Linked DNA regions of Mus musculus: region 1 is linked to region 2. Evidence: chromatin loops called from intact Hi-C (ENCODE). Cell type or tissue: heart. All regions are shown on one strand. Links, peaks and the distances in the headings refer to the core of each region. The heading gives the core; the rest is flanking DNA.

Region 1 (15,448 bases), core at 6,286-8,785, 200 kb after region 2:
CCCACGTGGAATTAACTGCTGGTGTTCTGCTACAGTCTTTAGTAATTCCGTGATGAAAGGCAGGTAGTTATGGTTCCTTCTGATATTTTCAATCTTCTGTCTCTTTAACTTTCGTGCCTCTTCTTCAGTAAGCATCTGGTTTCTGGCGACTTCTGACTGATACGTGAACAGAACACAGCAGAGTTACAAGTGTAAGACCCGAAAAGCCTTACGTCCAGGATGCCCCACTCACAGAGACGCAGAGATGGAGATCGATGCAAAACGCAAGAGGTTTATTGGTCCAGCATGCTGGGGTCGTCCTTACATCAGGATGGAAGCGACCGCTAGTAGCTAAAGTGTACACCTTTTATACATCTTTTTTAGAGCAGTTCTCAGTCACAGTTTAGAGCTGGCAGTTTATCATTGGCTAACCTTTAACTGCATTAAAAGGGGCAGACTTAAGAACCGGAGGCCAATTCTGGGAAAAGAACATCTTGACATTTACTTAACTTTTTACAACAGTGGTCGTTTTGAGCTGCCACAGTCTTACACAAGGACAACTTGCAGAGGAGGAACTCGTTATTGCTGTTACCAACTCTACCATATCTCTCTCATCCTCATGTTGATCTAATTTAGTTGCCAAATCAGAGGCTGGCCTAGCCACAGCTCCATTTCTGTGGCAATTGTTCCTTTCAACCAAAAAACTCTTACACCGTCTCAGGGCCTCAGATGAGTTTCTAACTACACAGCAGTGGTCAGGCGATCTCTGCCACTGCTTGCCACCAGGTTCCACTCTTGTGCACTAATCTCAAAGATTGCAAATTTTCCGCTAAATCTTTTCTTTTAAATATTTATTTATTTCATGTACATGAGTTATACTGCAATCTGTCTTCAGACACACCAGAAAAGGGCATCAGATCCCATTACAGGTGGTTGTGAACCACCATGTGGTTACTGGGAATCGAACTTAGGACCTCTGGAAGAGCAGTCAGTGCTCTTAACCACCAAGCCATCTCTCCAGTCCCTAAACCTTTGTTGTCAGAACATCTCCATATTCACATGGTAGACCGCACTCATCAAGCAGGCATGCCACCTGATACCATTCAGATGAAGACTGCCATCCAGGGATTTCTTCCACAGACACTTGGGATCCTGATGGTTCAGCCTAGTTACCTGTCTCCCTACCCATAACAAGAACCATGCAAATGCTACCATAGTACAAAGGCATGCAAACGCACACCATACAGGAAAGGATGACTATCGGAATCTCTTCTTCCCACCCTCCTTTGGTTTTTCGAGACAGGGTTTCTTTGTATAGCCCTGGCTGTCCTGGAACTCAGTCTGTAGACCAGGCTGGCCTCGAACTCAGAAATCCGCCTGCCTCTGCCTCCCAAGTGCTAGGATTAAAGGCGTGCGCCACAACACCCGGCTCCTAATTCATTTTAAATTAGGTAAGGGCTCTTGTTACTGGGGACCCAGCTCTTCTTTTCCATCCATGAAACTGGAAAGTTTGGGCTTCTGTTTTCAGGAAGTGGAGGATGAAACACATTATGGTTAGAAATTTAGGCTGGAGAGATGGCTCAGTGGTTAAGAGTGCTGCCTGCTCTTCCAGAGGTCCTGAGTTCAAATTCCAGCAACCACATGGTGGCTCGTGACCATCTATAATGGGATTTGATGTCCTCTTCTGGTCTGTCTGAAGACAGCTACAGTGTAATAAAATGGGGTGATGGATTTTCTGATTCATTCAAACTCAATAAAAAGTGATAGAAGCTGGCGGTGGTGGCGCACGCCTTTAATCCCAGCACTCCGGAGGCAGAGGCAGGTGGATTTCTGAGTTCGAGGCCAGCCTGGTCTACAAAGTGAGTTCCAGGACAGCCAGAGTTACACAGAGAAACAGTGTCTCGAAAAAACCAATTAAAAAAACAAAGTGATAGAAGCTCCATGACGCCTGCTCCCAGGTCTGGGTCCTATAGTCCCAGCTACCTTCTTGTCTTTGCTCTACTATAGCATAGGTGTCCAGGACTAAGCACAATTCTTTTGTTGTTGCTTTTAGAGAGGGTCTCATGTAGCCCAGGCTGGTCTTGAATTTGCTATGTAGCTGTCTGTGGCTAGCTCTGAACCTTCTCATCCTTCAGGCTCAGCCGCCACACCCTAAATTCAGAGGTTACAGTTTTGTGCCACTGCAATCAAACCCAGGTCTGGGTTCGCAGTGCCAACTGAGCTACGTGTCCAGCTTCCCAGTTGTTCATTGTTTGCTGTTGTGTATGTGGGCTGCCACATGCCAAACTGCACACCTGGCAGTCAGAGGAAAACTTTGGGGGGTGTTTTTACCTGCTTACTAACCTTTACAACCCCTTTCTGTATTCCCCTCTTTCAAAAAACAGATTTATCATTATGTATTATATTAGTGTTAATAATATGATGAGACAGGATCTCACTTTGTAGCCCCTGCTGGTCTAGAACTTGTTATGTAAACCAGGCTGGAACTCAGATTGATCCTCCTGTCTCTGCCTCTGCCTCCTGGGTGCTGGGATTAAAGGCAAGCCTCACCATACCCATCTTGTTACTATTGTTATTATTTATTTTTTGTAATTTGTGTGTTTGTGTCGGTGTGTTACCTGAGCCTTTTGCCTGCAGTGGCCAGAAGAGAGTGTTAGAGCCCCTGAAGATGGAGTTCCAGGCTGTTGTGAGCTGTCTGATAAGAAAGAAGACTGAACATGCCAGGCAATGGTAGTGCACACCTTTAATCCCAGCACTTGGGAGGTAGAGGCAGGCAGATTTCTGAGTTCGAGGTCAGCCTGGTTGGTCTACAGAGTGAGTTCCAGGACAGCAAGGGCTATACAGAGAAACCCTGTCTCGAAAAAAAAACAAAAAAAAAAAACAAAACAAAACGAAACAAAAAAAGACTGAACATGGGTTCTCTGGAAGAGCAGCAACCACTTGTAATCATGGAACCATCTCTCCAGATCCACATCCCACTACCTTTTCTCTCTTCTGTTTGTAAACAAGGTCTTACACTGGAACACCCTATAACCTGGAAATCACTCTGGAGCCCAGGTTGACCTCAAACACGGACAACCCTCCCTCCTCAGTCTCCTGGGTGCTGAGATTTTTAGGCAAGAGTCGCAAGGACTTTCAGTCCTGCTTGAGTTCACCCTCTAACTGTGAGGTCATTTTCTCACGGTTCCCTCTGTTTCCCACCCAGACTCAGTTACTCTTCCTAAAGTTCTACTGTGCTTGACATAAGGGCTCAGGTAGTGCAAAGCCTGCCTCAATGCCTGTAATCCCCTTTCCATAGTGAGTTCAAAGACAGCCTGAAACACATGAGATCCTTCTCAAAAAAATTCTCGGGTTGGAGACATGGTTCAGCGGGTAAGAGCACTTACTGCCCTTTCAGAGGTCCTGAGTTCAAATCCCAGCATCCACATGGTGGCTCACAAGCATACATAGTGACATATGACGCCCTCTTCTGGTGTCTAAAGACAGCTACAATGTACTTACATATAACAAATAAATTTTTTTTAAAGATTTATTTATTAATATATGTAAGTACACTGTAGCTGTCTTCAGACACTCCAGAAGAGGAAGTCAGATCTTGTTGTGGATGGTTGTGAGCCACCATGTGGTTGCTGGGATTTGAACTCTGGACCTTTGGAAGAGCAGTCGGGTGCTCTTACCCACTGAGCCATCTCACCAGCCCAACAAATAAATTCTAAAACAAAACAAAACAAAACAAACAAACAAAAAAAGAGCACTGGCTGCTCTTCCAGAGGTCCTGAGTTGAATTCCCAGCAAGCACATGGTGGCTCACAACCATCTGTAATGGGATCTGATGCCTTCTTCCGGTGTGTCTGAAGACAGCTACAGTGTGCTCATATGCTGAGCATGGTGGCGCATGCCTTTAATCCCAGCACTCGGGAGGCAGAGGCAGGCAGATTTCTGAGTTCAAGGCCAGCCTGGTCTACAAAGTGAGTTCCAGGACAGCCAAGGCTATACAGAGAAACCCTGTCTCGAAAAACCAAAAGAAAACAAAACAAAAACAAACAAACAAACAAAAAACAACAATGTGCTCATATAAATACAATAAACAAATCTTTAAAAAAAGAAAAAGAAAAAAACCTCCATTCCCTTTCCACCCCCCCAAGCGTACTGTCCTCACAGATCAGCCTCTGCCCTGGTTGAACCTACCATCATTTTCCTGTGTTATCACAGGAAGTTTCTAATTGGCCTTCCTGCTGTTTCTCCTGACCTACCTTAGGTTTGTTCTACACACAGCAGCCGGAGAGTGATCTTTGTGGCTGAAACTCATTATATAGCAGAAGATAAACTTGAACTTGCTCATCTTCCTGCCTCTATCTCCCCGGCGGTAGATTAAGGTGTATATATCCCTATTCCTGGCTGAGATCAACTTTTGAATATAAGAATGCATTTGTGGGCTGGAGAGATGGCTCAGTGGGTAAGAGCACCTGACTGCTCTTCCAAAGGTCAGGAGTTCCAATCCCAGCAACCACATGGTGGCTCACAACCATCTGTAACAAGATCTGACTCCACTCTTCTGGAGTGTCTGAAGACAGCTACAGTGTACTTACATATAATAAATAAATAAATCTTTAAAAAAATGCATTTGCTTTATGAAAACTATAGCTCATCCTCTGGTCCTCACTTTAAGGTCAGCTTCAGCTCGGTGTCCAAGAACAGAGGAATGCACCTGGCAAAGGTGTAAAGGCGGGAAAGAGAACTTAGGTCATGTCACCGAGTCCTAAGGAATTTACTTGAAATCCAAACAAGGTTTTTTTGACTTTGTTTTGATGTATTGTTTGTTTGTTTATTTGTTTATATGTTTAGGCTTTCTCTGTGTAGCCTTGGCTGTCCTGGAACTCAGTCTGTAGATCAGGCTGGCCTCGAACTTGGATATGCCTGTCTCTGCCTCCCAATGGCTGGGATTAAAGGCGTGAGCCATCATTGCCTAGTTTGTTTTGACTTTTAAGTTTACTTTTATTTAATCTATGGACTTTGTGTGTGTGTGTCCATGCCAGAAGACTGTGGAACTGAAGTTATAGAGAGTTATGAGCCACCATGTAGATTTTAGGAATTGAACTCTGGGGCTGGAGAGATGGCTCCGCCTTTCAGAGCACTGACTGCTCTTCTGAAGGTCCCGAGTTCAAATCCCAGCAACCACATGGTGGCTTACAACCATCCATAATGAGATCTGACACCCTCTTCTGGTGTGTCTAAAGACAGCTACAGTGTACTTAGATATAGTAATAAATAAGTCTTTAAAAAAAAAAAAAAAAAGGAATTGAACTCTGAGCCCTCTCTCCAACCCTATGAGTTTTGTTGTTGGTTTTTGATTATTTTGGTCTTTTTGTTGTTGTTTTTGTTAAATTCCATGTATAGGTGGTGTGTGTGTGTGTGTGTGTGTGTGTGAGCGTGTGCATACCCATGATTGTAGGTGCCCGCAGAGTCCAGAGGGTTCGGATCCTTTAGAACTGGAGTCCCAGGTGGTAGTGATCAACCCAACATGGATGCTGGGAAACAAACCTGGTTCCTCTGTTTCCTCTGCAAGATGCTGTTTACTGATGAGTCATCTCTCCAAGTCCAGCTGCTAGGAATCTGAGACAAGAGAAGGGTTTAGGGGCTGGAGAGATGGCTCAGTGGTTAAGAGCACTGACTGCTCTTCCGAAGGTCCTGAGTTCACCAGATGAGGTCAGTCAACACCCAGCACAGGGTGGGAAGGGGGTTGTGAGTTCCTCCCCCTAGATGAGGCACTAGGGCAGTAGACAGACTTTGGGGGGAGAGTCAGTTTTCTTTAAGGTGTGGCTCCTGGTAGGTCAACCACACTCCAGTCAACGGCTCCACAGGGAGGAAGATGAGGGTGGCACAGACTGTATTCAAAAGCTTTAAAGGGGGAAAAAAAAACAGTAACAAACTCAGGAATGAAGATGCCTGACTTTAATTCCAGCACTCACTTGGAAGGCAGAGGCAGGAGGATCTCTTTGAGTCCAAGGCCAATCCAGCTACAGAGAACCTGTCTCAAAAAAAAAAAAAAAATCAAAACAATAGAAACAATAAAAACAAGCTGGAGAGAGGGCTCAGTTTTTAAGCTCATTGGCTGCTCTTTCAGAGAACCAGGTTCGGTCCCAGCACTTTCATGGCAGCTCATAACCACCGTGTTACTCCAGTTCCATGATATCCCACACCCTTTTCTGGCTTTTGTTGGCACTGGCCACACATATGGTGCACAGTCATACGTGCAAGCAAAACTCCTATAACACATTAAAAAAGTAAATAAATAAAAATTTAAAAATAAAAAGCAACGCAGAGAGGCAGGGAGCTGGGAGTGGGTCTGGGAGCCCTCACGTAGGATAAGTAAACTAATCCAGACCTGTCTGAACTTTAGATGCTTGTAAGGCCATACAATTCCTGAGAACCCAGGATGGGAAGGAGTAGTTCTATAGGGGACTCAATCCACATGTATACTCCAGTTGGCAAAAGCGTTGACTTCAGGTGTCTTCTTCAATCTCTTGCTATCCACTGTATCGCTGCTGGCTGGTCAGCAGGCCATGGGAATCCTTCTGTGTCTGCTTACCTAGTGCTGGGATCACAGGCATGCTCTGTCATGCACTGGGGGGCAAAACTCAGCTTTCCATGCTCTGGCTGTACTCACTTACAGGCTGAGTCATCTCTCCTAGATTTAAGGTTATAACATCTATCCGTATAATTTATTTGTGGATATGGGGGTTTTGCTGAATGCATATGTATGGACCATGTTAGTGCTTGGCGTCATCAGAGGCCAGAAGAGAAAGTAGGATCCACTATAACTGGGTTTATAGAATTTTGTGAGTTGTTCTGGGTTCTGGGAATCAAACCTGGTACCTCTGGAAAAGTGGCCAGTAACCACTGAACCATTTCTCCAGTCCAAGGCTTTTTTTTCCCCATTTATTTATTTAGCTTGTGTGTTTGTTTTATGTGCGTGACACAAAGGTCAGGACAACTTTGTGAGTAGCTTTTTGACTTCCAGGTTTATGTTGTGGCTCAGAGATTTGAACTCAGGTAGAAAGGCTCATGGAACAAGATCCTTCACCTACTAAACCATCTCATAAGCCCCAGCGAGCAGACGGACATAGAGTTTAAGAATATTCCTGTTCCTGTCTGAATTGAAAGAGGGATTAGGCATTTCTGCTAGGCATTCCTGTCCAAGAGCACCTTTACTTCCTACCTGGGGAGAGTGTGAATTTTTGTCTGGGGCCCCTGGGGAGAGTGCGAATTTTTGTGTGTGTGGGGGGGGGGCTGGCACGTCCAATCCCTTGTGCTCAGATGGTTTGAAATTTGACTAAGAAAGGACAAAAACAAAAAACAAAAAAACCCGCCGGGCGTGGTGGCGCATGCCTTTAATCCCAGCACTTGGGAGGCAGAGGCAGGCGGATTTCTGAGTTCGAGGCCAGCCTGGTCTACAGAGTGAGTTCTAGGACAGCCAGGACTATACAGAGAAACCCTGTCTCTGAAAAAACAACAACAAAACCCTAGAAGTACCCTTCAGGAGATTTCGCATTACTAAGGCAACGACCCTTTTCGTGCACCCAGGAGAAAACTACAACTCCCCTAATCCTCACGGCTACCCAGCCCCTCCTTAATGGAGGCGGGGCGCGGGCGAGCGCGGAACCGGCTTCCTATTTCCTGCGGCATGATTGGCCCGCAGCTCGGGCGCAGCAGCCAATGAGCACACTCTCGGAGAGCGGCGAGGGCAATATGGCTTCCTGCACCTGGTGACGGTTGAGGGAATTGAATTTGGTATCATGGAGAAACCGCGGGGCACTGAGGTAAGAGGGAAAGGGCTCAGCCCAAGCGGGAAGGGGAGCCCCAAACGCCTCGCTCGGCGGACGCGCCGTTTTAGCGATGTCTTAGTGGTGGACAGTTGCAGGATTGGTAAACTGAGGTACGGAGCTTAGCCTCGGCCAGAGGCCCCCGAGGTTCCTTTTGGTCTGGTGACGAAGGAAGGATGGCAACGCCTCCCTAGCCAGGGGCAGGGAAACTGGGCTCTGAACTTTGTCTTGGTTTCATGGTTCTGAGCTTTAGGATCGTGCGGCCTGTCCCTTCCACGCGGGAAGTGAAGGGAGGAAGATCGGAGTTGATTCCTACTCCACGCTGGGAGCGTTCACGTGCTGGTCTCCCCGTACGCTCACAGCCATCTTCTTTAGGGAGGGATTAAAACAGCCCTCTGGGTCGACACAGCTGCAAAGTGCAAGAGGTTGTCACCAAGTACGTCAGTTTCCAAAACTGCGTTACGCTTTTTCCGTGGTACCGCAGCCGGTGACCCACCGCACCTTGCATTTGAAGTCTCTTGCCGTTTCCTAGCGGTAATAATTGCTAAGCTTTATTGAGCACTGTTGAGTGTTTTACGTTTATCATCCCTTCCCAAAATATTATTAAATAGTGGTGTTGTCTTTATTTGGTGGAAACCGAGGCAGTGCATTTGACTCGCTGTGCATCGTACAGCTAGGAAGCACTAGAGATCGTATTTGAACCTTGGCCCAAAGCGTCATTCTCTTTACCTCTGTCTTGCCCAACAAGCTAGGCACGTTTTTTCCTATTACAAGCTAGGTACGTTTTTATGTAGCATTTCATCGCTACCTCACATTCTGTGAGCCAACAGCTGTCGTGGATGAGAAAATTGTCCCACAGACCTTAAGTGACTTGCCCCAGGATCAGTAGCTGATTTCAATCAGAGCTCAACTCACGGCTGTGGTCCATACCACCATACAATTAGTCATCTGACTCAAAGCCTCCTTGGGATAGCCTGGGTCTCAATTTTCTCAGTCTTTTTTTCTTTTCCCTGTTTTCCTTTAAGGAAGAAAACAGGTTTATTGGATACATTGCAAGGAGCAGTGGTCTAGGCAGCAGCAAGAGGGCCTGGCAGTCTTAAATTTGTTTCTGAGTTGAGATCATTTGGATGTACATATACAGAAGAGGGAAGAAAGAGTTTCAAATGCCTTCTAGCCCAGTAAAAATTTTTTGAGGTGCTTAGGATATTTCCACATTATTGTGTAGATCTCTGATCCCTGGCAGCGTTTTTTGACCTGATAGTGGTGTGGAAACAGTATCTTTTCAATAGATGCTGTTCTTTGAAATTGGAATTTTGCTCTGTACCCAAGCTACCAGTATGAGGGGTCTTGGTGCTGAGCAGAGGCTCAAACCAACCACAGCTTGCACTTAGCCATGTGGTCATTGGAGGAAACAGTCCATTCTCTTTTCTTATTTGTTTGTTTATTTATTTATGTGAGTACACTATAGCTGTACAGATGGTCATTGGAGGAAACAGTCCATTCTTTTTTCTTATTTGTTTGTTTGTTTATTTATTTATTTATGTGAGAACACTATAGCTGTACAGATAGATGGTTGTGAGCCTTCATGTGGTTTTTGGGAATTTTAGGACCTCTGCTTTCTCTGGTCAACCCCACTCTCTGCAGTCACCCTTGCTTGCTCAGTCCCTGCTTGCCTCGGCCCAAAGATTTATTTATTATCATACATAAGTACACTGTAGCTGACTTCAGATGCATCAGAAGAGGGCGTCATATCTCATTATAGGTGGTTGCGAGCAGCGACCATCTGGTTGCTGGGATTTGAACTCAGGACCTCCGGAAGAGCAGTCAGTGCTCTTACCCGCTGAGACATTTCTCCCGTCCTCTTTTCTTTCTTTTCTTGTTTTGTTTTTTGGAGAACTTGTTTTGTAGACCAGGCTGGCCTCAAACTCACATAGATCTGTCTGCCTCTGCTTCCTGAGTGCTGGGAATAAAGGCGTTCACTACCACACCTGCCTTTTTCTTTCTTCTTGTTCTTCTTCTTTTTTTTTTTTTTTTTTTTTTTTAAGAGGATCTACTAGCCAGAGGGTGGTGGTGCAAACTTTTAATCGCAACACTTGGGAGGCAGAGGCAGGCAGATCACTGCATTCTAGGTTAACATGGTCTACAGAGCTAGTTCCAGGACAGCCAGGGCTACTGAGGGAAACCCTGTTTCAAAAAAAAAAGAAAAAGAAAAAAGAAAGAAACAAACAAACAAAAAGAAAAAAGAGAGTGAAGAGAGAGGTGGGGGTGTTGGGGTCTACCGTGCGGTCTGAGCTGACCTGGAACTTGCTGTGTAGACCAGACTTGTTTCAAGCTCAGGGTTCTAGGATTAATGGTGTGTACCACAATACCTAGCCTCTTATACCTAGTCTCCTAGATGTTTTAAATGAATATATACATATATAGATAGATAGATAGAGATATAGATATGTATATAGATATGTGTGTGTGTGTGTGTATATATATATGTTGGTTTTTAGATTTATTTATTTATTATTATATCTAAGTACACTGTAGATGTCTTCAGACGCACCAGAAGAGGATAGAGGGCATCAGATCTCATTATGGATGGTTGTGAGCCCCTATGTGGTTGCTGGGATTTGAACTCAGGACCTTCCAAAGATCAGTCAGTGCTCTTAACCGCCGTATATTGGTTTTTCTTTTTTTTTTTTTTTTTTTTTTTAAGATTTATTTATTTATTATATGTAAGTACACTGTAGTTGTCTTCAGATACACCAGAAGGGGGCATCAGATCTCATTACGGGTGGTTGTGAGCCACCATGTGGTTGCTGGGATTTGAACTTCGGACCTTCGGAAGAGCAGTCGGGTGCCCTTACCCACTGAGCCATCTCACCAGCCCCGTATATTGGTTTTTCATGCCATGATTTCTTTGTGTAGCCTTGGCTGTCCTAGACCAGGCTGGCCTCAAACTCACAGAGATCCACCTGCCTCTGCCTCCTCACTGCTGGGATTAAAGGGGCGTGCCAGCCCCCCACCCCCAGCTCAGTTAAGAGTTCTTGCTGCTCTTTCAGAGGACCAACATTCAAATCCCCAACTCATGCTGGATGGATTAGCCAGTTTGTAACTTCTCGTTCTTGTCGTTTTCCCACTAGGAGGCGCCATCTTCAGAGCCAATGGAAGAGGAGGAGGAAGATGACTTGGATCTCTTTGGGGGCTACGACAGCTTCCGGAGTTACAACAGCAGTGCGGGCAGCGAGAGCAGCTCCTACTTGGAGGAGTCAAGTGAAGCAGAGAACGAGGACCGGGAAGCAGGGGAGCTGCCCACCTCACCTCTCCATCTGTTCAGCTCTGCGAACAACCGCTCCTTGGATGGAAGTGGTTCTGAGCCAGGTGCTTTCCCAGTGGCCTGAGATGGAGAGGAGGCAGGAGGAGGCTGTGGAAGAATTGAGGATGTGGGTGGAGACAGCCAGATGTCTAAGGCACTGTCCTTGAGGGTCGTTTCCTCTCTGCAGTCTAGTTTTAAAGTCTTATTCTCCAAAGCCTCTTGAGTTTATTTGGCACTTGTTAAATTCTATTACATTTGTATGACTAGGCTGGGCAGTCCCTGAGTCTGGGTATGAAGACAGTGAGACTCAGTGGTGTGAGTGCTTTTGAACAGAGGAACAGGAAATAGCTTGTGGGCTGACAAGTGTGGGGTAGGAGGTGTACAGGATAAAGTGGTCTTCAGGTCAGAGGGAGGCACAGAGAGGGAGGCACGGAGGTGGGCAGAAGGGCGTGGCCCTGAATCATCTGGAAGCCAGCTGACTTCAAAGAGGTAGCACTTGGATGGCTGCTAGACCCTGTGTGAGGGCGGCCAGAGTGTGGGCCGTGTGTCCTTGAGAAGAGGCAGGCTCCAATCTTAGGACTGTCCCACCCCCTCCCATCCCTTCACACCGGCACTCTTGGGCCGGGCCGTGTGGCCAGCTTTCCTTCCACCCATGTTGACTTCTCCTTTTCGTGTCCTTTTCCTCTTTTTCCTCTTTCTTCCTCTGTCTTCTTCTCACCCTTCTCTCAGAATCTGAGAGCGTCAAGACTAGCAGGAATCATTAGGGAGAGCATCTGACCCCAGGGGCTGGTTTATAACCCGGGCTGTAGATTAGCGTCATCTGGGGAGCTGGAAAGCCCATCTGGGAAGCCCTTCAGATGGCTGTGTCCCTGGAGCCCAGGGCATGGCAGTCTCCAGCCTCAGCAGTATACAGAAGGCTCCTCAGGTGATCTAGTGTGAGGTCAGACAGCACACCTGCCCTCTGGTCACGCTCCTCTCTCTAAAACTCGTTCATGTGGATCTCCAGTCCCTTAGCCTCAGCTCTAGGTACAGAGCCTACGGAGGTGCCTAGGTGGAGGGGCAGACACTTGGAGTTCTGCTGCTGGCGAGGCTGATGGTGGAGGGTCAGTTGAGCCTGCAAGTTTGAGGGCAGCACATACTGAGACTTGCTCTTGGAAGAGAACTCCATCCACTGCTCACGCCCTCCTCTCTGTCAGCCTCAGAGCCTGACACTCACATGGTTGATGCAGTGCTCTGGAAGGTTTTGCTTGACTTAAAGCAGTTATGTCAGGGAGTCACATGCTGAGTTCTCTTCCTAGCTGTCTGTGAGATGTGTGGTATCGTGGGCACAAGAGAAGCTTTCTTCTCAAAGACCAAGAGGTTCTGCAGCGTCTCGTGTTCCAGGAGCTACTCCTCCAACTCCAAGAAAGCCAGTATCCTGGCTAGACTACAGGTGAGAAGAGCCCCTGACACCCATCCTGGGGCCTGGATGCTGGGCTGGAGCCATCATGTGACTGGAGGTGAACGGCTTAGCCAGCTTGGGGGACTTATTCCTAGAGGTCATCTGAGGTACATGAGACCCTCCCTCAAAGAGTGGCCCATATTTATTTATTTATGTTTTATTCATTTTTGTGTGTATGAGTGTTTTGCCTGAATAAATGCCTATGCACTACATGCGTACAGTGTCTGAGAAGACCAATAGAGGGTGTCAAGTCCCCTGTCAAGTTGGAGGCAGTTGTAAGCCACCATGTGGGTGCTAGGAACTGAGCTTGGATCGGCTGGAAGAGCAGCCAGTGCTCTAAGCAGTAGCCGTCTTACTAGGCCCCTTACATTATTTTTGAGACAAGGTTTCACTGTGTGACTCTGGCTGACCAGACTGGTCTCAGACTCACAAAGAGCTGGCTACCTGTGCCTCCTCACTGCTGGGTTAAAGGTGTGCCCTCCCACGCCCAGCAATTCCTGTTTTAAAAGGCCAAAGCTTTTGGTGTCTTTTAAGGCAGTGGTTCTCGAGTTTCCTAATGCTGTGACCCTTTAATACAGTTAGTTCCTCAGGCTGTGGTGGCCCCAGCCGTAAAATTATTTTCACTGCTACTTCATTTCATAACTGTAATCTTACTACTGTTTTGAATCATAATGTAAGTATCTGATTCACAGGATATCCGATATATGACCTCTTTGAAAGGGTCGCATATTCAATCAAAGGGGTTGAGACTCACTTCCTTAAGGTCAGACTTTACGCAGCTGTGCCTCCACTTGGCTGGTGTGTTGCCTTGACTCCTGGCCTTGGCCTTTATCATTGGAGCTTAGTTGTCTTATAGGTGTGGACGTGAGTGTTCCCTGAGATGCCCAGGAGAGGCCCTCTGTATGTTCTCTCCAGAGCATTTACACGTACAGGATGTTGTCTCCGGCTCTCCCTCAGTCACTCAGCTTAGCTCTCCATGAGCCGGGAGCATGGAGGGAGGGCAGTGACTGCAGTGAGATGTTAGGGAGAGCTCAGAGGCCTGAGTGACATGTGTCTGTCAGCTGCAGCTCTGCTGACCCCAGCCTTCTGCAGGTGTCTCCTGAGTGTTCTCATTCATCATTATGTTTACAGAGGAAACTCAAGCCCAGAGGTTAGATAGCTGCACCAGGAGCTCACCCTCAGGAGTTCCTTACTTGGCATGGTGGCTTATGCCTGGGACCCTAGCACTCAGGAGGCTGAGCACAATAGCTGCAAATTTAGGCCACCGTATCTCAAAAGAAATAACAAAGCAAAATAGAAACAGATTCAAGTTCATAGTCGACAGTTCGTTTTTTTTTTTTTTTTTGCCCTGCAGGGAAAGCCACCCACCAAGAAAGCCAAAGTCCTGCACAAGGCAGCCTGGTCTGCCAAAATTGGAGCCTTTCTCCATGCCCAGGGAACAGGACAACTAGCAGATGGGACACCCACTGGACAAGATGGTGAGACAGAATCCAGGGATGGGAGACTAGGGTGGAGATGGCCTGCTGGGAAGTTGGGGATCCAGGTCTACAGTGAACTGTCTCCACCTGCTGGCTTCTGTGGAAATGACCGTAGGCACTCCTTTGAGTGGCTCTATTGCCTGCCTCCTCCAGCACACAGAGACCAAGAGTCAGCCACTTTACTTCTCTTAGTATCTGTCCTCATGGTTTCTCTCTCCCTGGTGCAGAGCAAAGCCAGGGTGTGTGCAGCAGGTGGGAAGGGCTCTCAGGTTTCCAGGCATAGTGATCGCTGAGCCTCAGAGAGGCTGAAACTGCACTGTGCAGCCAGGTCAGCTGTCGCTGCTGCTCCTGCCCTTGCTAAGTAGGCGTGGCCAATGACTGGGTGCAGTGGGATCAATTTCATCCTATATCTGATTTCCCTTTCTTTTTTTTTTTTTTTTTTTTTTTTTAAAGATTTACTTATTTATTATATGTAAGTACACTGTAGCTGTCCTCAGACACACCAGAAGAGGGCGTCAGATCTCGTTACAGATGGCTGTGAGCCACCATGTGGTTGCTGGGATTTGAACTCCGGACCTTTGGAAGAGCAGTCGGGTGCTCCTACCCACTGAGCCATCTCACCAGCCCCCATGATTTCCCTTTCTGTGGAGCAAAAAGGGAGAGAAGTTTGTGGCTGCTCACACTCCTGGTGGCTATCAGTGGCCAGGGGCTTGTTCCTAGAGCCCCATGGGCCTCCGGCTTCACGCTGTAACGTGGTTGCTGTGGTAACGTGGTTGCTGTGCGTTCCCTGCCTCAACTGTTCCTTTGTGCTCTGCAGCTCTGGTCCTGGGCTTCGACTGGGGCAAGTTCCTGAAGGATCATAGTTACAAGGCTGCTCCTGTCAGCTGCTTTAAACATGTGAGTGTCTGGCAACAGGGGAGGGACTGCCAGGGGATAGCACAACTCGGGCTGCCTGCCTCATTGCTTCCCATACACTTCAGCTGAGCTGCTCTAGGCTGGACAGCATCCTTGAGATGAGTGGCCAGAAATCTGCCTTTATTTTGTAGGCTTGGAGAAATGGCTCAGCAGTTAAGGGCACTTGCTCTTCCACTGGCCCTGAGTTCAGTTCCTAGCACCCACATGGCAGCTCACAACCTACCTATATTCTCATGGGTTCCTATACCCTCTTCTGGGGTGTAGACACAGATGCAGACAAAGTACCAATGTGTTTGTGGGTATAACTATATATATACATGCCAGGCATGGTGGAGCATGCCTTTAATCCCAGCACTTGGGAGGCAGAGGCAGGCAGATTTCTGAGTTTGAGAAATCTACAGAGTTCCAGGACAGCCTGGGCTACACAGAAACCCTATCTCAAATAAACAAACAAACAAAACCTATATACATACATAATTATATAAAATTTATTATGTATCTACATATA
Region 2 (15,448 bases), core at 5,812-8,311:
GAGATGGCTCAGAGGTTAAGAGCACTGACTGCCCTTCTGAAGGTCCTAAGTTCAAATCCCCAGCAACCACATGGTGGCTCACAACCACCTGTAATGAGACTTGATGCCCTCTTCTGGGGTGTCTGAAGACAGCTACAGTGTACTTCCATATAATAAATAAATAAATCTTAAAAAAGGAAGAAAGAAAAGAAAGGAAGAAAGAAAAGAAAGGAAGAAAGGAAGGAAGAAAGAAAGAAAGAAAGAAAGAAAGAAAGGAAAAAGTTTTTTGAAGCAAGTCCCATCTGTGTTGTCTGGAAATTGGCAGTTCAGTTCACAAGCCAGCAGTGGCAGCTTCATCCACTTCACTAATACACTAACAATCCAGTTTGGTAGAGTCAGGATAGCAAACAAATCAGCAGCCATGGTACTACTTAGTGGAGACAGCCAGGCCCCAGTCTCTGCAGGTATCAGGAGGGACCAGGAGGAACATCAGAAGTTCTAGGCTGTGTCTCTCTCAGTGAAGCGAAGATCAGTGAAGTCTCTAGACCCACAAGCATTGCACACCTATAAACAAGCCAAGCTCAGCCTCCAACACTGTACATTGAGTTCTATTTATATCCCTCCAAACATCACGTGTCCTTCATGGGTGAGTCTTGTCTCAGGACGTGCATCTGTCTCAGCTGACATCAAACTGCCAATCAGCCCAAGTCCAAAGAGGCAACAAGAAACTGCAGCACACCCTAGAAGTTTTTTGGTGTGTTTCTCTCTGTGGAATCTCAACAAATGTAGCTCAACTATGCAATGTAAGGCAGACCAATACATGCCTGTCATTATCAAAGAATTCTTCATCACGTGTCCTTTCATGTGCTTGCTTTCGCAGAACATCCTTTCACTTGTGTCTGCTTCAGGGAAACATTCCTTCACGTTTGTCCCAGCAAAACACCATCCAGGGGCTGGAGAGATGGCTCAGTGGCTAAGAGCACTGACTGATCTTCCAAAGGTCCCCAGTTCAAATCCCAGCAACCACATAGTGGCTCACAACCATCTGTAATGAGATCTGACACCCTCTTCTGGTGTGTCTGAAGACAACTACAGTGTACTTACATATTAAAAAAAAAAAAAATCCAAATAACTTTCCAAAGAACCCTTAAGTTTCTAGTTCACAGGTCTTCTATTGTTTTGTTTTGTGGTGTTTGTTTGTTTGTTTGTTTGGGTTTTTTTTTTTTGGTTTTGGTTTTGTTTTGTTTTGTTTTGTTTTCCGAGACAGGGTTTCTCTGTATAGCCCTGTCTGTCCTGGAACTCACTTTGTAGACCAGGCTGGCCTGGAACTCAGAAATCCACCTGCCTCTGCCTCCCAAGTGTTGGGATTAAAGGCCTGTGCCACCACTGCCCAGCCTTCTATTGTTTTTAAGAATTTTTTTTTTAGGCTGACCGAGCCAGCTCAGTCAGTCAACAGGTTCTCCAGCGCAGGGGTGGATGAGGACTAAAAGGAAAAAAGACAATTAGGCAACATTGTAATGAAAGACTCCGAGAGGAGCCCCTGCTCAGGCCTCGGGACAATAGCGGACACCCAAGAACTCACAAGAGACCAAGCTTGATGCAAAACACATGAGGCTTTATTCAGGGAAAGCCAGAGCTCTGGGGACGACTCATATCCCACGCAGGAGTAGAGGAGTCGACCTCGAGGGGAAAGAGGTCCCAGTTTTTATAGGCCCTCAGGGGGGAAAGGAGAAGGGGGAGAGTAGGGGATTTCCAGATCTAAACAATGTCTATTCTCAAGAAATGGGTATGGGAGGGGTACAAGGAAAGAGTCTGGTGCAGGTGTAACAACTCTGGATTGGCCCAGCTGTGGTTGCTGGGGAGAGTTTCCGACTCTTCCCCAGCAACCAATATCACAAAACACCTGGCAATGGGCTTCATCAGTGGGCACACACATGCATGTGTGTACGCACGCACACACACAATTTGAAAATAAAAATTATTTTTTAAAATTCTGTTTCCCATCTCTTTTTTTAAATATTTTTCTTTAAGATTTATTTATTTATTTTATTTATATGAGTACGCTGTAGCTGTCTTCAGACACACCAGAAGAAGGCATCTGATCCCGTTACAGATGGTTGTGAGCCACCATGTGATTGCTGGGAATTGAACTCAGAACCCCTGGAAGAGCAGTCGGTGCTCTTAACCTCTGAGCCATCTCTCCAGCCCCCATGTGCATGCTTTTTAAAAAATATGTATTTGGGTGTTTTGCCCGAATATATGTCTGTGTACCACCTGTATGGCCAGTACCTGTGGAGGCCAGAAGAGGGCGTAAGTGCCCCTAGAACTGGAGTTAGACAGTTACAAGCCGCCATGTGAGGGAGGGCAGAGACTAGAACCCTAGTATCTGGAAGAGCAGCCAGTGTTACTGCCTGCAGCGTCATCTTTCCGGGCTGAATTAATGGAGTGTAACTCACCTCCCGTTATGCACATTTGTCTTCCTCCTCTCACTGATCTTCCAGCTAATCCCCTTTCTACTTCCATTTTTGTTTGTTTTTGGGGGGCTGGGGGGTAGGGTTGTCTCTGTGTGTGTGTGTGTGTGTGTGTGTGTGTGTGTGTGTGTGTTTGTGTGTACTAATAAGATTGAAAGGGCTACTTAACAGAAACATGGGTGCGGGGTCATTTACAGAAACATGGACAACCAGTGGCAAGATCACAGAAGAGATGTTTCCCGTATCCAGCTACCACTAACTCCCTATAGATCCTTGGGGAGCCCGCATGAAGGAATGTCGAATGCCTTGTGTAGGTAATGAGAGCTCCTAAGCCTTCACGGGTGTCATAGCCTTGTCCTACCTGGAAGACAGCGTTCTGCAACACTCCGCCCTTTCACCTGGCTCTTATGCGCTCTTCACTTCCTTCACCCAGTCTTCCCTGAGCCTTAGAGGATGTGATATCCCATCCCGTTTAGGGATGACCATTCAACAGTCACGTATTCTCTTCACATTAACCAGTTACAAGCCCCAACATTAACCATCACCTACTGTGGAAAAGGAGCTTCTCTGACCGAAGCTGACCGCAGTGCTCGTCTCCAAGCAAAAACATAGTTAGAAGGCAACTTGACGGATCCGTGATCTCTGTTTTAGTAGAACAGAAGTAGTGTCCCTACTAGGGTTAACAGCCTCGCCAGCCACAGTCTTTTGACCTGGTTTGCAGTATCTGATATGAATTGCCTCCTGTGGAACAGGCCTCAAATCCAACTGAAAACAAGAATGGTTGGTTACCACTGTCACAGTCATACCACCGTTGCATCGGTGGGTGTATCTTGCCTGACCGGTTGAGTGTGAGGATATCCTGGTCTATATAGAGAGTAGGGCTGTATAGTGAGACCCTGAAAATAATCTTTATGATCATCCCAACCCCATGCTAGTGTTATCAAAGCAAAGGACTTGCTGATTAACACTTTCCCTTCTTACAGTTCCTTTATTTATTTATTTACTTACTTAATGGTGGTTTTTTATTTTTGTTTGTTTGTTTGCTTTGGTTTTTTGAGATAGGCTTTCTCTGTGTAGCCCTGGCTGTCCTGGAACTCACTCTGTAGACCAGGCTGGCCTCGAACTCAGAAATCCGCCTGCCTCTGCCTCCCAAGTGCTGGGATTAATATTATTATTTATTTTATGTCCATGAGTACACTGTAGCTGTCTCAGAGACACCAGAAGAGGGCATCGGATCCCATTACAGATGGTTGTGAGCCACCATGTGGTTGCTGGAAATTGAACTCAGGACCTCTGGAAAGAGCAGTCAGTGCTCTTAACCGCTGAGACATTTCTCCAGCCCCTCCTCTTACACTTCTATAATCCAGTCTTTGCAAAGTTTACAAACTTAACATTTAAAGCTGGGCGTGATGGTGCATGCCTATAATCCCATTATTAGTTAGGCTGAGACAGGAAAGTGGTGACTTCCAAACCAGCATGGGCTACATAGCAAGAACCAGTCTTCTTTAATCCCAGCACTTAGGAGACAGAAGCAGACAGATCTCTTGTGAGCTAGCCTGGATGGCATAGCAAGTTCCAGGACAGCCAGGGCTACATGCAGTACCAATACCAAGGCACTTGGGCACTGACAGGCCGCATGAAGCATGGTCCCATGAGTGAGTATGCCTCTGGCCTAGTTAATATATAGAAGAGGACAAAACTCTGGGCAAGGACCTGAAAGTAATAATCCAATAATCCAATAAACCTAAAAGTAAAAATAATAATCAACAGGCTGGCTCCTGACAAGGACCTTTGTGGTTCAGACGACAGAGATTGAAAAGGATGAGATTTAAAGATCCTTTTGGTTTGGGTAAGTTTTTGGAAGAGGTCAAATGGGATGACAGTGCGGCACTCAGTCCCTAGCACTGCAGACCTAGAGGCACCCGCCTGTGGTTGTAGCGCAGGGAAGGTGGAAGATGGACTAGAAGTCCAAGGTCCATGTTAGCTCCATAAGAAGAGTTCCAGTTTGGCCTTCAATACCTGAGACTCAGAAACAACTAATAAAAGTCAGAGAGCCTGGTAGCTCTGAAAGACCTCAGGCTGCTCGTCACACCAGCACTGAATCATCAGACCTTGCAGACACCTTTTGTAAAAAATCTCCTGTAGTATAAAAGGTAAACAATCCGGTTGCCAGGGTTTCAAGGCAGCCTAGTTTTGTTAAAAGCTGTATTGTAGGAAAGCCTACCATGCTTGGACCATTCTGAGTGCCCCTGAGCCCCATCCCTGGAAGAGGAGAAGGAGGCCAGAAGAGGGCACTGGGTTCCCTTAAACGGAATTCCGGATAGTTGTAAGCCATCACATGGGTGCTGAGAACCAAACCTGGGTTATCTGCAAAAGCAGCGAGTGAATGCTCTTAACCACTGAGCCATCTGTCCAGCCTCACCTGGTTTCATGTTTTACACCTGTTTGTTGCAGTGCTGGAGATGCAATGCAGAGCCTTGTGTACACTACAACTGAGTTATATCGCTAGAGTTTTGATAGTGTATTTTTAATGTGTGTTTGCTGTATTTAGATCTACAAATACAATCGTGTTAAGGTTGCTTATGGTATTCAGCACAGTAACAACGTGTGCAGGTTTGGAAACTAGGAGAAGTAAGTTCATAATATAGCCTAGGTGTGTAACAGGCTACCTCATCTAGGTTTGCGTAAGTACTTTATAGAATGTTCACACAATAACAAAATTGCCCAATGCCTTTATTCAAATGTACATGTATTACTGCCTCCTCCCCTCAATCTCACCATCTTGTTTTCTGTAGCATGTATTGCCACCTGAGACACCTTGATATAGTTGTTGATCTGTGTTTATTTCCTTACTGAGTTGACTTCACTGTGGCTTTCCTGTTTAAAGCAGAACCCAGTGTAGCTGAGCATGGTGGTTCTCCTCCCTCTATCCCTAGCACTTGGGAGGTAGAGGCAACAGAATTGCTCAGATTTCAAGGCCAGCCTGGGCTACAGAGTGAGGCCCTATCTCAATAATAATAATAATAATAATAATAATAATAAACCAAAAATTAAAAGACGAAGTAACATACTCAGGATAGTTGTTGACGAATGGATAAATATGTCCTCAGTATCTTAATTAACTATGGGTTTCTAGCATCCCTTAGGGGGTCTGTAGACACATAGACCAATGACAGATTTAGTGTGGGAGGTAGAACTTGGGCAGACACACACACACCTTGCAGGGCTCTCACAAGTCTCTGTGCAAGTTAAAACTGTGGTGGTATTCAGGATGTATTGCCCTGCTTAGCAAGTGCATCAATGACACACCGCATTACACACCAGCAAGTATTTCTTTTAACAGAACATTTCAGGACAGGCAGTGGTGGCGCATGCCTTTAATCCCAGCACTTGGGAAGCAGAAGCAGGCAGATTTCTGAGTTCGAAGCCGGCCTAGGTCCAGTCCTGAGTTCCAGGACAGCCAGGGCTACACAGAGAAAAACCCTTTCTGGGGGGGGGGAGGGGCACATTTCCGGTAAAACCCTTTTTGTTGTACTGTTGAGGGAACTAGAACACACAGGAAATTCAAGGGTGATGTATTCTAGTCATAACTCCGCAAATTTAGGAGACAAAACAGCGGAGGGCTGGACTAATCATGGAAGCTTACAAAACGTATGTGTTCTGTAGCTCGATGGTAATGACCGGTAAGAAAATCAGAATGCCTCACCAGAACTCAAGTTCAGCCACTACAAATGTACTAATTTAATCGTAGCACAGTAGCAAAACTCGATAGGAAATGAGGAGAAAGGAGGACCATTTAGAACTGGCTGGTTATGGGATTTACTATGGCATCCCCATCACCTTTCCTGTGAGAAGATAAAGGCAAAGTTGCAGAATGCCTGCTCTGTTTGCTCCTGGGCCTCTTCTCTCCCTATCAAATAATTTCCCAATCTGAAATTGATAACGCAGACGGTGACCAGGCCTTGGTAAGCCGGGCCACAGGCCTCCAGAGAGACACCGCCTGGCTCCGAAGCCGACCACGGTCAGCAGAAGGCCGGTTTGGAGTTTCGGGTTTCCAAAGACCAGCCCATGCCCTTTGCAACCACGGACTCGGGGGCAGCTCTGTGGATCTGGACCAGGGCTTAAGTCCTGGGGCAGAAGAAGGAAGCAGCCGCCGCCCCAAATGAAGGAGTCAGACCACAGGGCTTCCCAGAATGCGAGAAGCATCGAGACCTCACGGACGTTCCCACCGGTTGGCTCCCTTCTCTCGGCCCCGCCCGGCCCCGCCCGGCCCCGCCTCAATCACTCCAGCCTCCTCCCCAGCTGAGAGAGATGGGGAGGAGGGGGGCGGGAAACCTCCGCCTGCGCCTTTAAGGGGCGTGACCGCAGGCTCCGCCCCTTCTCCACGCTCGCGCCAATGAGGGGAGGGGTGCGGGAGGAGGCGCCTGGTGTGCGGGGCAGGCGGCGGAAAGTGAGCCGGTGCGCAGGCGCAGTGGTCACACGACAGACTGTGTGTTTCCAAAATGGCGGCGGCGATGGATGTGGATACCCCCAGCGGCACCAACAGCGGCGCGGGCAAGAAGCGCTTTGAAGTTAAAAAGGTTGGGCTCGCCAGCGCCTTCCTCAAGGAAGCTAGGGAGGCGCGGATATGGCTGGCAGGCCCGAGGAAGAGCTAGGCGCGGGGGAAAGGGCTTCATTTCAGGGCGTTCCTGGGACCGGGCACCAAGAACGGAAGCCGGGGGGCGGGCCTAGGGTTGATCGGCATGCTGGTGGCCCAGTGTCTGGGGCCCTATTAGTCTTGCTGGGGAAGCTGTGGGGCCAATCGCAGAGCTGCTTACTGAAATACGCGAGGTTGACTTCGATGCGGGAGCCAAGCGCTTGAGCTGTCACTGAAGTGACTGAGAGGTGGGGGAAGGACAGGGTGGGGTGGGTGGGATGCAGACTCGTGAAGAGACTGCGGCGGGTGGAGGATGGGGCCGTGCGGAGAACCCCGGGAACGTGAGATGACAGCGCAGAGGGGCTCTGCCGGTGTTCTTGCTCCGCCCCTTCCTGGATCCTAGAATCTATTGACTCCGAGGGACCTGGCGTGGGCCCTCGATTGTATGGCGGCCTCCATTGGCCTCTAAACCCACAGTCAAGTGTAAAGCTTGGTTCTAACGAGATGGCTACTAGTTGTCACATAGCATCTGCCACTCCAGTGGTTCTCTGATGTCCCTGTACACTTCTAACACAAAATGATAATTTAAAAGCCTGGTGGGCTTTGTTTTAAAAGCAAGCCCAGAACTTGTGCCATTTAAGAAGGTGGAGTACTAATTGCTAATGACCTGAGAACAGAAAAACAAAAATATGAAACGTCCTTTTGTATGCCGTTCCCCTTCATAGTTTGCTAGTCCTTTAAAAGTGTTGATTCCTACCTAAGATTACACAGATCTGTTAAAAATGAAGATCTTGAAGAGGGCAAGGTGTTTTCTTTTTATGGATTATTTTTGGAACGTGTCGCTGAGAATATCCCTCACCCCACCCCCTTTTTGTGTCATCTCATTGTGGCCACTGCTGCTCAGTTACAGCCTGCAGCCATTATGAAAAATAAAAATGTAATGTAGAATTTACTAAACTCTTATGCTTGAATTTGGAAAGTCAAACCAAAGTAGTCCTTGAAAAGGGTGCCTTGTCTAACATAAGAAGTCTTAGGTCGACTTACTGGAGCTAACAAAGTAATTGTTTGGATATATGAACGTTGAGAACATCAGTTTACTTGGTAAGAGGAAAAGAAAATCGCAGTGGATTCTACTTTGCTTGCAGTGCTCTTTTAAGGTTTAAGTGATGACCTCGTTCTGTGTACTGAAACTGGGTAGGTAACTTGCTATCCAGCTTATCCTGTGATTATCCACTTAGTGGTCCATTTATTATCTTAGTTCAGTCTGTTCACTTCCTTGCCTCTGAGTCCAAAACTTTGTGGAGAGCCCGTGCTTATGCAGATTTTGAGTTCTTCCACAGCTGTCAGGGAAAGCTGTACAGAAAATAGTACTAATATTCTCACGTTGGTTTGGCTAGCTAAATTATTTTACATTATATATAAAAAATTGAAGATACCCATGTTCATATACTTCATCTTTCAAGGAATGGGGAAGTGTACAGGTGGTCTGCTGTTGTCCTCTGATATAGTCCAAATAGTATAATCCAAAAACATCCTTTCTTTGGTAGGCCCTGTGGCTGGGGCGTTGGTAACTGAAGCTGCAAGCTGAAGTCCTAATGAGCTGTTAGATTACAAGGAAAATGCATTGTTTCCCCTCTTCTCCTTGCAGTGGAATGCAGTGGCCCTCTGGGCCTGGGACATTGTGGTTGATAACTGTGCCATCTGCAGGAACCACATTATGGATCTTTGTAAGTAACTCGGGGCAGATGGGAAGAAGTTGAGAAGGTTACAGAAATGGTGGTCATCCTGGTGTGCCCAATTGTCTTCTTTACCAGTGAATACAAAGCAGGCTCAGAACCCTTAGGCACTTGTGTATCTCATCCATTGGTGTGTTTGAAGTAGATTGTTTTGTGGTTGTTTGTGGAGACAGAGTTTTTTGTGTAGCCCTAGCTCTACTAGAACTCACTTTGTAGTAGACCAGGCTGGCCTTGAACTAGAGATCCACCTGCCTCTGCCTCCTGAATTAAATTGTTTCTTTTCTTTTCTTTTTTTTTTTTTTTTTTTTTTTTTTTGTGGGGTTTTTTTTTTTTTTTTGTGGGTTTTTTTTTTTTCTTTCTTTCTTTTTTTTCCCCCCAGACAGGGTTTCTCTGTGTAGCCCTGGCTGTCCTGGAACTCACTTTGTAGACCAGGCTGGCCTTGGACTCAGAAATCCACCTGCCTCTGCTTCCCAAGCGCTGGGATTAGAGGCGTGCACCACCACCGGTTAAGTTGTTTCTTAAAACAATGTCTTGGAGGCGTACCTTGCTCTCAGAATGAATTATTCATTGTAAATCAGGCAAGATCCCATTTAAAATGGGGTGTAGATAGAGTTGCCTTTTATTTCCTTCTTAGACAGCCATAAAGGCAAAAATAGTGGAAGAAAATGACCTTTGAAGGTAGATATAGTGGTATATGCCTGGAATCCCAGCATTTGAAAGGCAGTGGCAGGAGTATTGTTACAAATTACAGGCCCATCAGGGCTAAGATTTGAACTACAGTACTCTTACCTAAGCTAGTTTTTGTTGAACAAGATTACAATCACAGATTGGAGAGATGGTTCAGGAGTTAAGAACATTGGCTGCCCTTCCAGAGGACCCCGGTTCATTTCCCAGCAACCACATGCAGGCTCACCTTGCATAGACTATCACTTCAGTCCCAAGGGATTTAGTGTCATCTGCTGACTTTCAAGGTCACCAGACACACTCCAGTGTAGGCAAAACACCATACATAGTAAATGAATGAAGTCAATAAGTTAAAAGTAAATTTGCAGCCAGCACTATGTATTCTAAAGTGTTACATTTTCAGGTTTGAACAGCTTAGTGTCCATGGATGTGCGTGCGTGCATGCCTGTTATAAATGTGTGTATCCCCCCACTCCACATGTACTCATGCACCCATGGGCTCTCAGCAGGTCTCTCAGATACTCCCAGGTCTTAACTGTAGTATCCCTTTATGTCATTTAATCATGGCTCTCAGTTATATCCATGTTAGTTACTGCCCTGACATTTTGTCTAGTACATAATAAAATTGCACTCACTATTTGCTAGACGAATAACAAAACCAAATAGTGGAACAGTCTGATCACTGCAACTCGGAAAGCATGAATTGGGGCTTGTGTGAGAAAGCACTTTGTGACATTTGCTGGTAGTCTATGGTGCCTCAGAGTTTCTTTGAACTTTGACCTTTTCATTGTACTACAGTGAGAACAGAGTAGCAGCTGCCATGTTTAGTATAGATGGGGGAGGGGCATCACTGAAACACAGGAGGGGGTGCTGCGGGGGGGGGGGGGGGTGTCTCTGTCCCTTGTGCACCCAGAGAACATCTTTCTTCCTTGGGGCTTTCATTTGAAAATAGTGGAAGACATCACGATGCTCATGGTCCTTCTTACTCCCCTTCCTTAACACCATGTATCTCAAAAAAACAAAACAAAACAAAAAAAACCAGCTGGGCGTCGTGGCGCACACCTTTAATCCCAGCACTCGGGAGGCAGAGGCAGGCAGATTTCTGAGTTCGAGGCCAGCCTGGTCTACAAAGTGAGTTCTAGGACAGCCAGGGCTATGTGTGAGGAGCGGGTGTGGCGGCAGTCCCAAAGGCGCTAGGGACTGCAGCTAAGTATGACTTGCACCTGACTTCCTCATATAAGCCACAAACATCTTGAGAGCTGCGCAGGTGTACCAGGATACCGGTGAATCCATTTTGATGGAGATATGCCCCTGCTGCCCTGATTAGCTGAAGCTGCGTACCTGGTGAGGTGGCGTGGCCTGCTGTGCGTGGATGGGAACTGAGAGTATAAAAGAGTGAGAGGCCCAGGGTTCGGGGGAGATATAAACAAGGGAGATATAAACAAGGGAGATATAAACAAGAAGAAACAGGACTGAATAAACGTGTGCAGAAGGATCCTGTTGCAGCTTCGTTCTTCCTGGCCAGTTGGGCGCGCGCAACAACTCTGCACATCTTGAAAATTGAAAACTGCCGGGCGTGGTGGCGCACGCCTTTAATCCCAGCACTTGGGAGGCAGAGACAGGCGGATTTCTGAGTTCGAGGCCAGCCTGGTCTACAAAGTGAGTTCCAGGACAGCCAAGACCATACAGAGAAACCCTGTCTCGAAAAACCAAAAACCAAACAAACAAACAAACAAGCAAAAAAAAAAAAAAAACATTAAAAAAAAAATTAAAAAAAAAATTAAAAAAAGAAAATTGAAAACTATTAGGGGGAGCAAATGAGTACCCCTAGCTAACCTCAGACTCACAGAGATTATCCTGCCTCTGCCTCAATGCTGGGATTACAGGTTTTACCCACCACACAGCCATCTTCATCTTTCCCATCTACTTGAAACAGCTAATGGCCAATTAACCGCTTGAGGATGTGGCTGGCCAGGTTGGAAGCTGCTGCCCCAGGTCAGTGACATTCTTACCCTTGTTCCCACAGGTATCGAATGTCAGGCCAACCAGGCGTCAGCTACTTCCGAAGAGTGTACGGTTGCATGGGGAGTCTGCAACGTAAGGAACCATCTTTACCTATGAGTGGCTCTGCATGCATTGCTGCTTTGCCATCTTGAGAATTATTAGGGGAAACGACGAGCTGCCCCCTTTCTCCCCAGAGGTTACAGACAGTAAAGCAGATTCACATCCTCTCAGTAGTTACCTTTAGCTGGGTAAACAGTAGTCATTAAAAGAAAGATTAGTTTGTCTTAATTACTGAGTTGACCTTTCCTTAAGCAATGTGTGCAGTATTCAGCCACCCTCAGGGGTTGTCTTCAAAGCCTAAAACAGTCTTGAGAGTATCTGTGCCTTCTCAACAGACCATTTAAGGCCTTGTCTGTGGGAAGAGATTTGGTAAATGAGTTGAATATTAAGTTCTCAGTTCTCTGTGTGTTTTAAGTTAGATTTTGGTGCATGTTTGGTTTGTGTTTATGTGTGTGTGTTCCTGCCAGAAATATTTAGCACAGCTCTTTTGGACTAAATGTATATAGCATTACAGGGTGTGACAGCTATGGAGATGAGACAACAAATATATTATTTCTAGCATGTTAAAGATCCATCTATAGAGCTGTAGTAGCCTTAGTTACATGAGCTAAAATTACCCTGACCAGTCAGGGCCAGGATGCACAGCTTCCATCTTGACACAAGGAATCAGGTTCTGGAGTCAACCATCATCTGTTGCTGTCTTACTTGCTAGTAAGAACATCTAACATCTCTAATCCCGAGTTCTCTCAGGTAAAAGATGGCTAATAAAGTGTAAACAGAATAAATGATTTAACTCTTAAAGAGTGTTTAGAGGCCCAGTGGGATGGCTCAGTGGATGAAGGGCCTTGCTGCCAAGCCTTAGGTCCTGAGCTTGGTAAAAGAAGGGAAACTGGCTGTCTTCCTAACTGACACACATCTACATACCTACAATGAATAGATGTTTTAGAAGTACCTACAGTAGCTCCCACAACATAGCAAATATTTGATAGGAAAGCTAAATGAATAAAGTGAGTAACTAAGTGGGGGAGAGAAGCTGAATGAGCTGCAGAGATGGCTCAGCAGTTAAGAGCACGGACTGTTCTTCCAGAAGACCTGGGTTCAAGTCCCATCACCCACATGGCAGCTCACAACTATCTGTAACTCCAAGATCTGACACCCTCACACAGACATACATGCAGGCAAAATGCCAATGCACATAAAATAAAAATAATCATTTAAAAGAAAAAAAGAAAGCTAAATGAGGGGTCAACAGTTACAGGCATACACTGCTCTTCCAAAGGACCCACCTCCAGTTCCCAGAAGCCACATTAGCACAACGAGCCGCTCACAACCACCCATGATCCAAATTCTGTGGCCCTTCCTAGTGCCCAGTGCTTTCCTCGTGGCCTTGTGGCTGTCTTCCTGCCCACTCTTCTCCATCAGACCCTTCTGTGTGAAGGGAAGGGGGTGAGCCTGCTGAGGTTCTTCATGGGCAAGGGCGCTTCCTGTCAGCCAAGCCTGACAAGCAGAGCTCAGTCTCTGGGTGCCCCTCTGTAGGAGGAGAGACCACGTTCCACAGGGTTCCTCTGGTCTCCACAAGTACCCTGTGAGTGCCCTGCATACTTGTGCCCACAAACATAAACAAAGAAATGCAACTTAAAATTTATTTATTTATTTATTTAGACACTCATTTGTAGCTTTACCTGGCCTGGAACTTACAGAGATCTGCCTTTATCTGCCTCCAGGTCCTAGGATTAAAGACATGTGCCACTACTGGCTTTTATCTAAATTTAAGAATTTTTTAACCAAGTATGGTAATGTATGCCTAATCCCAGCTTTCTGGATGCAGAAATGGGCGGATTCCCAAGTTCAAGGCCACCCTGGTCTACAGAGCAAGTTCCAGGTTAGCCAGAGCTACACAAAGAAACCCTGTCTTGAAAAAAAAATTTTTTTTTTCTTTTTTAATGAAAAGTGTAGATGATAAATTTATAGCTTGCCATAAAGGAGAACCTGGCGTGCTGTGCCAGAGCCTTTATACTAGGCTAGGGTGCTAATTTTGAGTGTTGTATGAACCAGCTCTGTGAATTAGACAAGTCATTTGTCTGGGGTTCCATTTCCTGTCTGTAAAGTGCAGATAGTAATATCTGGCCCCCTTGCCGGGGTTGCAGTGGACTTGCATGAGGTAATAAGGGTCAACATCTCCTATATACTCTCTATATACTTGGGCGCTCTAAATGTGCCTGTGTAAATTTATCATCTGCTAAATACACCCTTTCCTACATTGTAAATTAAGAAGAAGAAAGATGGAGTCCACCTGCACCGAAACCTCATTCACAGGCACCTTGCCCTTGTGCACGAGCTCCTCTGAGGCTATCCCCAGGTTCTATAGGATGCTTGGTAGGGAGATGAGCACCAGAGAAGTGTCTCAGCTTCTGCCTTTTGGAAGTCCAGAGGGGTTTGTTGCCTTGTTTCTTAAAAGCAGGGTCTGTCGTCTGAAGGGACAGAATGTTGTAGAAAGTTGTTGAAAAAGGACAGTGGCCTTTTCTCACCCTTCAGGACCTCCTTTCTCAGGGCAGTAGAAGCATCATTTTAATAGCCCAATGGCACCAGGACCCACATTCCCTTAAAGAGGCAGGGCCTCACTATCAGAATGTAGTCCTGTGCTCCCCGAGTCAGTTCTTAGCAGTAAAGGCATGTTACATGTTCTTGTTGGAAATACCCTTGCCCATCAGGGTTCCAAGATGTCATGTGGCATGCTGCCCTCTCTCTCACCCAAGGCTGCTCTCTGACCTGTTGTCGTTCCACTGCACAGTCCATGATTGATGTCGACAGTAGGTGGCTGCAGTTTTGTGTAACGCCTTTCTTCTCTTTCAGCATGCTTTTCATTTCCACTGCATCTCTCGATGGCTCAAAACGAGGCAGGTGTGTCCGTTGGACAACAGAGAGTGGGAGTTCCAGAAGTAGGTGTTTCTACTCTGTTTGGGGTTCTAAGTCTGGGTTTTCTGGTTAGTGTCGTTCTCCTGCTTACCTCAAGCAGTAGTGGGACATCACCCTCAACCCCCTTGGTATCTTTTCTCTTTGCTTTTTTTTTTTGAGACAAAATCTCTCTGTAAGTAACTCTGGCTGTCTTGGAACTTGATCTGTAAACTAGACTGGCCTCAAGAGATCTGCCTGCCTCTGCCTCCCAGGTACTGGGGCTAAAACCCAGTCCCACCGTACCTAATTTTTAAAAAGGTAGACAGGGATTAGCTAGCATTTCACAGGCTGAGTTTTTTCAACCTGCTCAGTCTATCAAAGTGAAAAATATGGGAGTCAGAAATGATTGGTCGGGCTGGTGAGATGGCTCAGTGAGTAAGAGCACCCGACTGCTCTTCCAAAGGTCCAGAGTTCAAATCCCAGCAACCACATGGTGGCTCACAACCATCTGTAACAAGATCTGACTCCCTCTTCTGGAGTGTCTGAAGACAGCTACAGTGTACTTACATATATTAATAAAATAAATCTTTAAAAAAAAAAAAAAGAAAGAAAGAAATGATTGGTCAAGCATTTCCAGGACTAGAGGGTGTAACTCAGTGGTATAATACTTGCCTGGCCTGTGGAAAGGCCTGAAGTCAGTCCTAGTAGCACCAAAATAAATCGATGAGTGCCCAGCCCTGGAAAGTTCCATGGTGTTTGGGGTATCATAGTATAGGGGTGACTGCCTTAGGACTTTGGGGTTCCTTCTCCCTCTGCCTTCCCAGAGCAGTGGTCACAGATAGTACCCACCAAAACCACTCTTACTCTTCCCTTAGGATAGGAAACTGACTGTGACCCTCCTGCTTTAGCCTTCCAAGCCAGGTCAGGTGCCTCAAGTGCCAAATCCTTTTGGCTTAGCACAGCTGACTGATTGTGATATCAAAT

Evidence for each region. Hi-C counts contacts between places; a loop is a spot of excess contacts. Peaks named below come from ENCODE experiments on the same cell type or tissue, not always from the same donor. Only the 100,000 strongest peaks of a DNase experiment are listed, where the experiment ranks them.
Region 1: a loop joins it to region 2, with 1.8 times the contacts of the local background. A loop is called at or near these places in 2 of 42 quality-filtered maps.

Annotation. Positions count from the first base shown.
Region 1 is chr15:81,656,226-81,671,673 of GRCm38, forward strand. It overlaps L3mbtl2 (L3MBTL2 polycomb repressive complex 1 subunit), which reads left to right and starts at 7,664. Exons shown (of 17, transcript NM_145993.5): 1 at 7,664-7,799; 2 at 10,934-11,171; 3 at 12,405-12,538; 4 at 13,902-14,025; 5 at 14,843-14,922. The coding sequence starts at 7,776. In heart, for the core only: a CTCF peak has its summit at 7,749; a DNase peak (open chromatin) is centred at 7,676; H3K4me3 peaks cover 1,603 bases; H3K27ac peaks cover 1,305 bases.
Region 2 is chr15:81,459,421-81,474,868 of GRCm38, forward strand. Rbx1 (ring-box 1) reads left to right here and starts at 6,896. Exons shown (of 5, transcript NM_019712.3): 1 at 6,896-7,030; 2 at 8,735-8,813; 3 at 11,532-11,602; 4 at 14,423-14,508. The coding sequence starts at 6,953. In heart, for the core only: no CTCF peak of the experiment used is centred there; DNase peaks (open chromatin) are centred at 6,851 and 7,191; H3K4me3 peaks cover 2,286 bases; H3K27ac peaks cover 2,500 bases.